Regions from separate parts of the Homo sapiens genome. Here region 1 is linked to region 2. A link is a loop called in an ENCODE intact Hi-C map of the cell type or tissue named here. Cell type or tissue: Panc1. All regions are shown on one strand. Links, peaks and the distances in the headings refer to the core of each region. The heading gives the core; the rest is flanking DNA.

Evidence for each region. Hi-C counts contacts between places; a loop is a spot of excess contacts. Peaks named below come from ENCODE experiments on the same cell type or tissue, not always from the same donor. Only the 100,000 strongest peaks of a DNase experiment are listed, where the experiment ranks them.
Region 1: it touches region 2 in a loop (3-fold over the local background); 22 of 110 quality-filtered maps call a loop at or near these places.

The regions. Positions count from the first base shown.
Region 1 is chr10:77,623,129-77,628,505 of GRCh38, reverse strand. All of the region lies in intron 1 of KCNMA1 (potassium calcium-activated channel subfamily M alpha 1), which reads left to right. Among named protein-coding and RNA genes, the nearest start is that of KCNMA1, 12 kb to the left of the region's middle. In Panc1, for the core only: CTCF peaks have their summits at 2,051 and 2,252 (motif pointing right); no DNase peak of the experiment used is centred there; H3K27ac peaks cover 4,896 bases.
Region 2 is chr10:77,502,932-77,508,308 of GRCh38, reverse strand. The region is part of intron 1 of KCNMA1 (potassium calcium-activated channel subfamily M alpha 1); the gene reads left to right. Among named protein-coding and RNA genes, the nearest start is that of KCNMA1, 130 kb to the left of the region's middle. In Panc1, for the core only: CTCF peaks have their summits at 2,902 and 3,102; DNase peaks (open chromatin) are centred at 1,840, 2,338 and 3,278; H3K27ac peaks cover 4,889 bases.

The DNA.
Region 1 (5,377 bases), core at 137-5,136, 120 kb before region 2:
TTTTGTATTTTTAATGGAGACGGGATTTCACCATGTCAGTCAGGCTGGTCTTGAACTCCTGACCTCAAATGATCCACCCGCCTTGGCCTCCCAAAGTGCTGGGATTACAGGCATGAGCCACCGCGCCCGGCGAGATTTTAGGTTTTTGACTTGAAGTGAAGTTAATTTCCATCTGTTAACTGCTGAAGTCTGGGACCATGATGTCTTTTGCAAAAGAGTTTTTAAGGCAAGACTGTCAGTAATATTCTTTCCAGGGTCACTTCTAACTGTACGAAACTATTCAGCCACGATGGGTCTGCATCTTTGCATATCATTGTAAACCAAATTATCTACAGGCTGTTGGGCTGCCTGTATGTGCATTTCAAGTTGGGAGTATAAGATGAGTATTTATTTTATTTTCTGGTTCCATGTCTTGTTCTTGCTCCTTCTTCCCTTTTAGAGACTGGACAGTCCTCTCTGTCTTCATCTTTGGGAGTGAACTGGGGCTGGGGGGTGGGATCGAGAGTGGCCTCTGCTGGCTGGGGGCTTCAGGTTTGTAGATTAGTAGACAACAAATAGCGACCTGATTTAACAAGTGCAGAAGCGCATGGAACTATAAATTCACAGTGGTGGAAGGAAGCTTTGGGGCCTCAGGCCCTGTGCGATTCCTCCCCAGTGCTGGAAGCCCACCCTACCAGTGTGTTTATGATCTCCTGAGGCCACTATTCCACTGGGGACAAACCCACCTTACGATGAACTTGGAAAGATCTTTCTGTTTGCACTAGTCCTTGTTTGCTTCTAGTCTGTGTCTGGGACATGCAGAACAAGCCTTGGTGGATGGTAGATTTCAAATTCTAAATCCAGTTCAGGAAGGGACAGAGCTGGGTGGTGTTTCCATGTCCGCAGTGTTGAGACGTAGAATGACCTTAACCTTAACTTGTGTTTCCTCCATGAAGGCCACTTTATTTTTCTCCCTGATGGCTTCCCTGGGTTCTTCGTCCTCCTGAGACAGTGTGGTTTCCCTTTGCCCCTTTGCCCAGAGTTCAGAAAACGACCCATTCTGGTTGTTTCTTGAAGTTTGCCTTCTGAGGTCTCTTCGGTCTTGTCAGCAGCTGTGACTGGAGGCTTTTGACTGTTGCTGGGCCATAAATTCACCTCCTTATCAATGTCACGTGCCTTGTATCTCCAAGGTTTAGCCCCCTTCTCAGTTTCACGTGGGGGTTGTAATTTGGGGGCCCTGCCAAGAATTTGGATGTAGGGTACAGAGCCTTTGTTAGGAAACTCGAGTTGGATTCCATTTTCTAGGTGTTGACTCTTTTTCACCTAGGGAGACAGACAGTGCTCTTGAACCTCTTTTTGCATCACTTGAATACAGCCGCTTCTTAGAATAGGAGGCTGTTTCTTTCCCACCTGCTCATTGGGTCTCCTTTCCTCTGGGGCTCCTGTATGCCTCTGCTGTCATCTCCCCTATTTTGCTGAACAGAAAGAAACCAGAAAAGAAAAGAGAGCAAAACACACAAAGGAAGAAGGTGAGGGAGGGCAGGAGGTAGAGGGAGAGGTTGACACCAAGGAAAAAAGAATTTCTCCTCTGAGAGTTAGAGGTTGGATAAATAGCTAATTGGATGGATTTTGGTTTTAGTTACCTCACCTTTGTCTTAATGAATAAATCATGTCAAATGACTTCACCTCCAAGGAGTAAAGCATTCTACCAGTGGGTAGAATGAGTTCACGTTTGGAAAATTTTAGCTCTTCAAACGAGACATTCTGTGGAATGAACTGATAGCACGCGGCCTGTGTGGCTCAGAGGTGAAGCGTTGGAAGGGTTTGTGGGAGATGTTCTTTGTGTGCTTGTTAACCAAGAGCAGAATTCTGCTCCTCTTTGGGAGAAGTTGCCACATTGACGTTGTTTTCTCTTTATGTGGTTTTGGAAAGTGGACCCTTTGTGGCTCTGGAAGGGGAAAAATGGGCCTCCAGTTATTCAAATGGAGAACTCAGAGATAAGTGTTCTAAGGCTTGGAGGAAAGATTTGGAAGATGAAAGGCCTTACCCAAGTGCTAGGGATTTTTATGACCAACATTAGCTGGCAACAGCTTAATATACATTGTTGTTCTCCTTCCTGCATCTGGGAACACTTTCCTCCCAGAGCTTAGAGGAATTATTTCAGCTGCCCATGAATTATGGCCGTTTCTCCTGTGGCTTGTGGCAGCCACAGCCGATCAGGTGGTAGATTCTTGAAGAGTATAGGAATGATGTCTCTAGCTGAGCCCACAAGAGGGCTCAACAGTTTGCCTCAGTCTAAAAAAAAAAAACCCAATCATTTCTTAAGTTCTTTCACAACCCTGTTTTCTCCATAGGATTTACTTTTTAACTTCAGTATTTTATATTTTGTCCTTAATCCCAAATATACTACATGTTCATTGTAGAAAACGTAGGCCGTGCAGGGGCATTAAACAAAAAGGACACAGTCACATCTGTTAGGATGGCTACTGTAAAAAAAAAAAAATAGAAAATCACCAGTGTTGGTGAGGATGTGGAGAAATTGGAACCCTTGTGCAGTGTTTGTGGGAATGCAAAGTGGTACAGATGCGGTGGAAAGCAGTATGGCAGTTTCTCAAAACAAATTAATCATTCAATTATCATATAATCCAGCAATTCCACTTCTGGTTAGATATCCAAAAAACTTAAAAGCAGGGTCTTAAGGAGATATTTGTACACCCATGTTCACAGCAGCATTATTTACAATGGCCAAAGGTGGAAGCAATTCAAGGGTTCATTCACAGATGAATAGATTAGCGAATTGTGGTAGGTACATACAACAGAGTATTATTCAACTTTAAAAAGGAAGGCAAGTCTGACACGTGCTACCACATAGATGAACATCGAGGACATCAGCCAAATGAAATAAGCCAGTCACAAAAGGATAACTTCCACTTACATGAGGTACATAGAGTTGCCAAACTCATAGAAACAGAAAGTAGAAGGGTAGTTTCCAGGGCCAGAGGGAGGGAAGTGTTTAATGGGTATAGGGTTTCAGTTTTGTAAGATGAAAAAGTTCTGGAGATGGGATGCACAACAATGTGAAACATGCACATTTTTAAGTGTGAAGTACTACACACTTAAAAATGGTTGAGATGGTACTTTTTTTTTTGGCAGAGTCTCGCTCTGTCGCCCAGGCTGGAGTGCAGTGGCATGATCTCGGCTCACTGCAAGCTCCGCCTCCCAGGTTCAAGCCATTCTCCTGCCTCAGCCTCCGGAGTAGCTGGGACTACAGGCGCCCACCACCACGCCCAGCTAACTTTTTGTATTTTTAGTAGAGACGGGGTTTCACCATGGTCTGGATCTCCTGATCTCGTGATCCGCCCGCCTCAGCCTCCCAAAGTGCTGGGATTACAGGCGTGAGCCACTGTGCCCAGCCTAAGATGGTACATTTTTGTCTTCTGTGTATTTCACCACAATTATAAATAAACATTTGAGAAAAGGGAAAAACATTCCTCCAAATTCCCCCTCCAGGAGATGACCAGCATTATCTTTGGGCACATTTCCTTCCCTGACATGTTCTTTACGGTGGCGTTCTTGTTTTCTCGGTGGGCAGCTGATATTCTTCCTCTAAAGATTGCAGCCCCTCTAGAAGCACCCAGGCTGACTTTGATGTAGGCCCTGCCCACATTGAGAGCAGACAAATGAAGAGAACAACCCTCTTTCTGCCTGTGGGGTCTGGTTTAATGGTGTCTACTCTTAGAGTGAAGTTAAGGGAGCGCCGGATTTTTGATTTTGACATATGACAAGTGACTAGCTACAGTGTCTTAGACAAGTCATAGGCTCCAGGCCTTAGTTTTCTCATGCATATAACAAATTCTCTGATTTCATGATTTCAATATAAAGCCATTTCTTAAGTCAGATTTTAAAACTATCATTTTTACCTGATAAAGAACCAAAGATTAAGTTATTGAGGGCAGTGAATCCAGGGAGAAGTTCTTGTTCTACTATAAAACACAAGAGTGAAATTTGATTGACTTGTCCCCAGAACTTCAATATTGACTTTGATGACATATTTAAGAATTACAATCTAGGGACACAGGCCCCATTGGAAATACCATCAAACCTGTCATTTAAAAAAAAAGTCTCAGAAATAGGTTTTTGTGACTCTACTATTACTTCTAATGATATAGCCACACCACTATTGAGGTTTTAATTTTAATTTTTGGTGTGGGGGAATGGTTCAGAACATCTTAGATTATAGACTATAAATAGTGTGCTATGATAGGCTGGCTTTGTTGAGGTTGAACATAAAAAGAAACATCTGATTAAAGAGAAGGTCATGCAAATCAACTTACTTTGATCCTTTTCCTTAACTTGCCCCAAAACGCAGCCTTGGAGATAGAACGTTCATCTCAGCCCTGTTCCACGGAGCATTCCAGCTGCCGAAAGCAGGGATAAGATAACTGCAGCTTCTGTGGCAAAAGAGCAAGTGTCTGAAGGGATGATTCCTAAATACTCAGTAACCTCCGAAAAAAACTCCCCCTGAACCGTAAGCAGCCAGCACATCAGAACTTACTGGAATAGTTCTCTTAGGTTACATAACATCGATTCGATTATGCTACCGGAGCCATGCATTAAATTTTAACTTGTCACAGATACATTACATTAACACTTCACAAATCCACAGAGTACCAGGTAGCTTTGGGGTGTTGGTAATTGTGTAGGACTTGCTGCAATCCAGGCAAAAATACTTACTTGTACATTTTGTTTCTTCTGTACTATAGTTTAACTCTTTTCAGGGGTGCAAACATCCTGCAAATATTCTTTCTTTCTTTTTTTTTTTTTGAGACGGAGTCTTGGTCTGTCGTCCAGGCTAGGGTGCAGTGTCACGATCTCGGCTCACCTCAACCTTTGTCTCCTGGGTTCAAGCAATTCTCCTGCCTCAGCCTCCCACGTAACTGGGATTACAGACATGCACCATCATGAACAGCTAATTTTTTTTTTTTGTATTTTTAGTAGAGATGGGGTTTTACCGTGTTGGCCAGGCTGGTCTTGAACTCCTGATCTCAAGTACTCCACCTGCCTCGGCCTCCCAGAGTGCTGGGATTACAGGTGTGAGCCACTGCACCCAGCTGTTCCAAGTACTTCTTACAAAATAAACTAAAAATTTAGACAATAGTGATTGCCACCGTAGTACTGAATACTTGATTTATGACCATGGACTAGATATGGCAGAGGTTTTTAAAACTCTGTGAACCTTTTCATTTTCCCGTGACAGGCAATGCAAGTGCTGTATTTTTAATTGGTCCCTTTTTAAAGTCAGGAGATGAAATGTTATCATGCAAATCTCTCCTAAGTTGCATGGAAACTAATAAAATCACGAAGGTTTCTATTTGTACTCTACGAACACAGACTGTAA
Region 2 (5,377 bases), core at 255-5,254:
CAGCTACTTAGGAGGTTGAGGTGGGAGGATTGCTTGAGCCCAGGGGGTTGCGGTTCAGTGAGCTGAGATCGTGCCACTGCATTGCCGGCTGGGTGATACAGTGATACCCTGTCTCAAAATAAAATCAAATAAAAATGAAAGCAGCAGTTAAATCCTAGAGATGATTGCTGTTCATATTTGAATGTTTTATGTCACTCTTTTCTCTATGCATTTAGATGCATACATAAATATCTTCCTGTTTTATCAATAATTCTTTGAAGCTATGCTTTTAAATGATGCATATTAGTTTCCCAAGTAGATACACTGCAGTTTACTTAACCATCTCCCTATTGTTGGTCCTCTGAGTTATTTTCAGTTTTTCAGTGTTTCAGGTTGCACTGCAGTCAAGAACTGAATATGTCCATTTTTATTTACATCACAGACTTGTTTCTTTAGGACAGATTCCTAGAAGCAGAATTGCTGGGCCAAAGGATGCACATGTTTTTTAAGATTCTCTATACATTGCCAAGTTGCTTTCCAGAAAGGTCATGCAGCTTTCATGAAATCTCACCAAAAGTGTGTGAGAAAGTGGCTTTTCTGTTAGCTTTCCTTCCCTTTTCAAGAGGGAGCTCAGGGGATGCAGAGAAAAACAGGAAGGCAGTCTGGTCCCTTCAGATCTTGGAGCTGGGTCATAGCTTGGGCATGTTGTCTCTTGGGCAGTGAATGGGCACCTCGTTAGAGCACTGGGACAGGGCTGATTGGCACTCTGGCCACCCAGGAGCGTGGAGCCTGCCTGCAGGAAAGAACAGTCAGTTCATGGATAATCCCTTGATATTGGTGCTCTGGTTCTAGTCCAGAGATTTTTATCAGGGCTGACTGCAAGTTCAGCTCTGGGATGGGGCAGTGGGGGTAGTCTGCTGAGCTGGTCAGACTGAGCTTCCTGATTCGGTCCTCAGGTCATTTCAAGGGAACACATTGGAAAGTCATCTCCACGTTGCTCTTCTCCATTGTACGCAATACAACATTTTAAGGAACAAACAGTACCTTCTTCCTCATGAACATTATTCTGTTTAACAGGGAGCCAAACGAAGTTGCAAGAGTCCTCATTTTCCCATGGTGTTCCATAGAGCTGTTTGTATTTTTAATAAAAAACTAATAATTCAGAGGCTGCAAAGCATTTGTTTTTAAATTTAAAAATGTTTTATAGACTATGGAAACAAAAGTTTGCTTCCCCTGCCCATTTGGGAAACAGAGCACTGCTCTCATTCTTAGGGGACAGCATACACATGGGTCTGGGATGCATGGCCTGCTCCTCTGGAAGGAAGTTTTGCCATGGGCGGCTGGAGGGGCTTCAAACACTGAGCCAGAGAGAGGGTTAGGAGCTGAGGGCTTCATAGGAACATCTGTCTTTTACTCTCTCTCTTCATATTTCAAAGCTCTCTCTCTCTCCCTCTCTAACACACACACACACACACACACACACACACACTCTCTCTCTCTCTCTCTTTCTCTCTCTCTCGGAACATCTTTCTCTCTCTTTCTTCATATTTCAAAGCTCTCTCTCTCTCTCTCTCTCCCTCTCTAACAAACACACACACACACACTCTCTCTCTCTCTCTCTCGGAACATCTCTCTTTCCCTCTCTCTCTTCATATTTCAAAGCTCTCTCTCTCTCTCTCTCTCTCCCTCTCTGTCTCTCTCCCTCTCTAACACACACACACACACACACACACTCTCTCTCTCTCTCTCTCTCTCTCTAGGAACATCTCTCTTTCCCTCTCTCCATGTTTCAAAACTCTGTCTCTCTCTAACTCTCTCTCTCTCTTTCTCTCTCTGTCTCTCTGATAGATGCATACAGATTTGGTATTTAAAAACATCAACTCTGACTGTGTTCTTGGTTTCTCTCTAAGTATAAGAAGCCAACAAGGCTCCTTGAAGATTCCCTCTTTTGATATTAGAATGATCTTGAAAGGAGCTCTAACCATACCCAGAGTAGGGGGGCTCCCTTAGGTTGAACCCCTAGATGTGCTGCAGCCAGTGGGGAGATGCTGGAAGAAACAGATTGAATCATGGACCTGCCCATCAGGGTCATCTGAGGAGTCTCACTGTTGGTGGTTTCAGATCTTCCAGAAGAAACTCTAATTAGCTCTACACAAGAGCCAGAGGGGTTAGTCACCAAAGAGTGATTCACCCCATCACTCTTTGGTGAATTTAACCAAATTTAAATGGTGATAGGGAATTCCTTTTACAATTCCCTAAGAGGAAATGAGAGAAAGAGTTGGTCTTTCCCAAGCAGCATGGTTTTCAGGGACTTGCTTCTCCTGGTGCCTTCTCTAGTCAGTTGCCAAATCCTCGTGGCTCAACTCTTCTCCACTGCTGCTGTCTCTTTTCTAGTTCAGGCTTCCATTGCTGCTTGCTTGGACTCTTGCAGTACTCTTCCAGCTGGTCTCGTGACTCTGTCATTTCTGATTAGTCATACATCTTACTACCCACTTAAACTTTCTAAATGTTAGCTAATTACTTCACTTTCCTCCACAAATACTCTTTCATGGCTCCTCATTAACCAAAGGAAAACAAAAAGTCCAAACTTCTCTTCTTGGTGCTCAAAGATCTCCATCATTCCTCCCTGTGTTCCTGGGCTGCAACCCACATAACTAGTCACCCCTATCTCCTGCCTTATGTGGGAGTTCATTTTATCTTTTCTGCTTTCTTGTCTGTGTATCCTGAAATTCCACTCATTCTTCATGGCCTGGGGCTAAAGCCAGGAAGCTTCTGTTTTTGATGTTCTAAGTTAGAAGTAACATCTCTCTCCTCTAACTAATGAGCTTCCCCCCAACCAAAGCTTCTACCCCATTTCCTCTCTAATGGCACTAATCTTTTGTATCTTCTGTTAGGGTTTTTGGAATACTAGTGACATCTCCTAGAGCCTTGTAAAGCTCTTATTTGCCTTCAAGTGCCCCCCATTGCCAGGGCATGGAGCCTTGCACAGGGCAAATATTCAGCAATGTTGGATGAATAAATGAAGAGTGACCAAGGGTTGCCAGTGGTAGTCAGTCTTTATTTTCACCCCGCACTGCTATTTGCCCTGTACTCACTTGGACTGGTTCCTGCTGGTGAGAAACTTGCTACCCAGGTACCACTTATTTTAAGCACATTTATGCATTTCCAGGCACGTAGCAAGGGGGCAGCAGGTTAGTGATTCATGAGTAGGTGGAAAAGGTGATTGCCTTGAGAGCTGCTGACTCAGCCGCCAGCCGTTAACCCTGGTGCTCCTCTGGGCCCTGAATCAGTGAGTGGATGGCATGAATGAACAGATGGCCAAGGAATCTCAGGAGACCCGAGTCTCCTGGATTTGGACTTTCCAGCATTAGAGGTGCACAGCCCAGAGCCTCACAGGGAATGCTAGAAGCTGCAGTATAATCATGGCACATTTTCCTGGAGAACCAGTTCTTCTTGAAGGTTTGGGAATGAATATTATTTTGTATTCAATCACATTTGTCATGAGGAGGAATAAAATATGCATACATATTTTAAAAGATAAAATGCAACAATTTAAAGAAGCTTCCTGGCTGGACATGGTGACTCATGCCTGTAATACCTAGTGATTTGGGAGGCTGAGGCAGGAGAATTGCTTGAGCCCAGGAGTTCATTGCATCATAGTGCAATGAGCTATGATTGCACTACTGCAGTCCAGCATGGGCAACAGAGTGAGACCCTGTCTCTAAAAATATAACAAAAATAAAAAGATAAAATTTAAAATATATATAAAGAAACTGTCTGCTTGTGGAAGGCTTGCTTCAAATTCTAATCCAGACTCCCTGAGGTAGGAGGTAAAAGTTTCTTCTTTTCTGCCTTCAGGGCTGTCATGGGAAAGTTTGCAAGGATCTGGGCTAGTCTGGCACCCCTCTCGGTTGCTCGGTTCCCCATCACTGCCTTCCCACTCCATGGCTTCTCCTCTGCAGGGTGTAGACTATGATGAAGGTTACACTTGAAGAGCAGTGAAACAGAACTGGGTTCCAATCCTGCCAGCTGCACAGACACCATATCTGGAGGGTGATGGGGCAAGGGACATGCTCACTCTCCCTTTCCAGAAGAGATAAAGCCATATGGGCAACCTGCTATCACTGTGAAAAGTGAGTGGAATAAATTGTATAGTGAGTGAAGTGTAAGCTCATGGCGGCAGTGTAAGAAACACATTCTTGCCAGGCAGGCAGATAACCAAGAAAGGACAATTGGGAACACGTCAGCTGATGGAGATGCTACCCAATTGTATCCCTATGTGGAGAGACCCTCCAGCACCATATCCCAGCCACCTGCGCCCTGCCCCCCATTGGACCCCCTCTTCACTGTTTGCCAAGCTGAACATTGGACATGTCACATGTTCCCTCCCTCAGTGCCTGACTTACTAAACAGAAAATGCCCAGTGAAAACTTAGGTAAGATGTCGCACAGTGTTTGGCACTTGATACCTTGTTGCTAATATGGTGGGGACCCCTTCCAGCACTGAAAAATCCCGCAGCACTTGTGGCAGCTCAAACAGAGAATGTACCAGTCACTGGCTCCCCTGAGTTTCTTCAGAAATTGTTTAAGGAGTGCTGGATCCATGAGGGCAGAGGCTTGTCCCAGTCACTACACTGTCTCTACCTGCTGGAACAGGTGCTTAGTATGTACGCCTGCTCTGTGCTGGGCCCATGACTGCACAAGGACAGCTGACTTCAGAGGATTGCTCAGGATCACTGAGAAATTCATTTGGCAAAATATTGTGAATTTAATGGCCTCTTCAATTTGAAATAAAGCCACCCGGCTTTTTGAAATAGAGCTTCCTTTGGGAGCTTAGAACTAAATTCTTGGCTTCATAGAATGCCCTAGCTGGGTGGACGGAGAATCCCAACATATAGATGTATCTAGAATGTCAGAAGTGAAGTGATCTGTCTCTCCAAATCATTGGTGCTAGGGAGAAAGAGGTGAGCATGCTGTCTTTTTAAAGGATTCAACTAACTCTCAGAGCTTTGGAAGAAAGAAAAAAAATCCAAAATGTGTACTAGGTCAGTTTTTATTTGGAAGATGGATTTTATTGTTATATTTTTAAACTAGGAAGTCTCTTACCACTCCCATTCTCCTTCCCTGGCCTAGAGGGGTGGGAGTTCAGATCCCTGCAACATTTTAACCCAAAAAGCTCTTACCTGTTTACCTTTCTTTGATAGAGTTGCCAAGTGGTCTTGGTTTTGTTTTGTTTTTCTTTTAGAAGAGAGGATCTAGCTATGTTGCCTAGGCTTGTCTCAAACTCCTGGGCTCAAGCGGTCCTCCAGCTTCAGCCTCTCAAGCAGCTAGGATTACAGGCATGTGCCGCCACACTCAGCTCACCGAGCGGTCTTGAACAAAAAACCCAAATTGGTCCA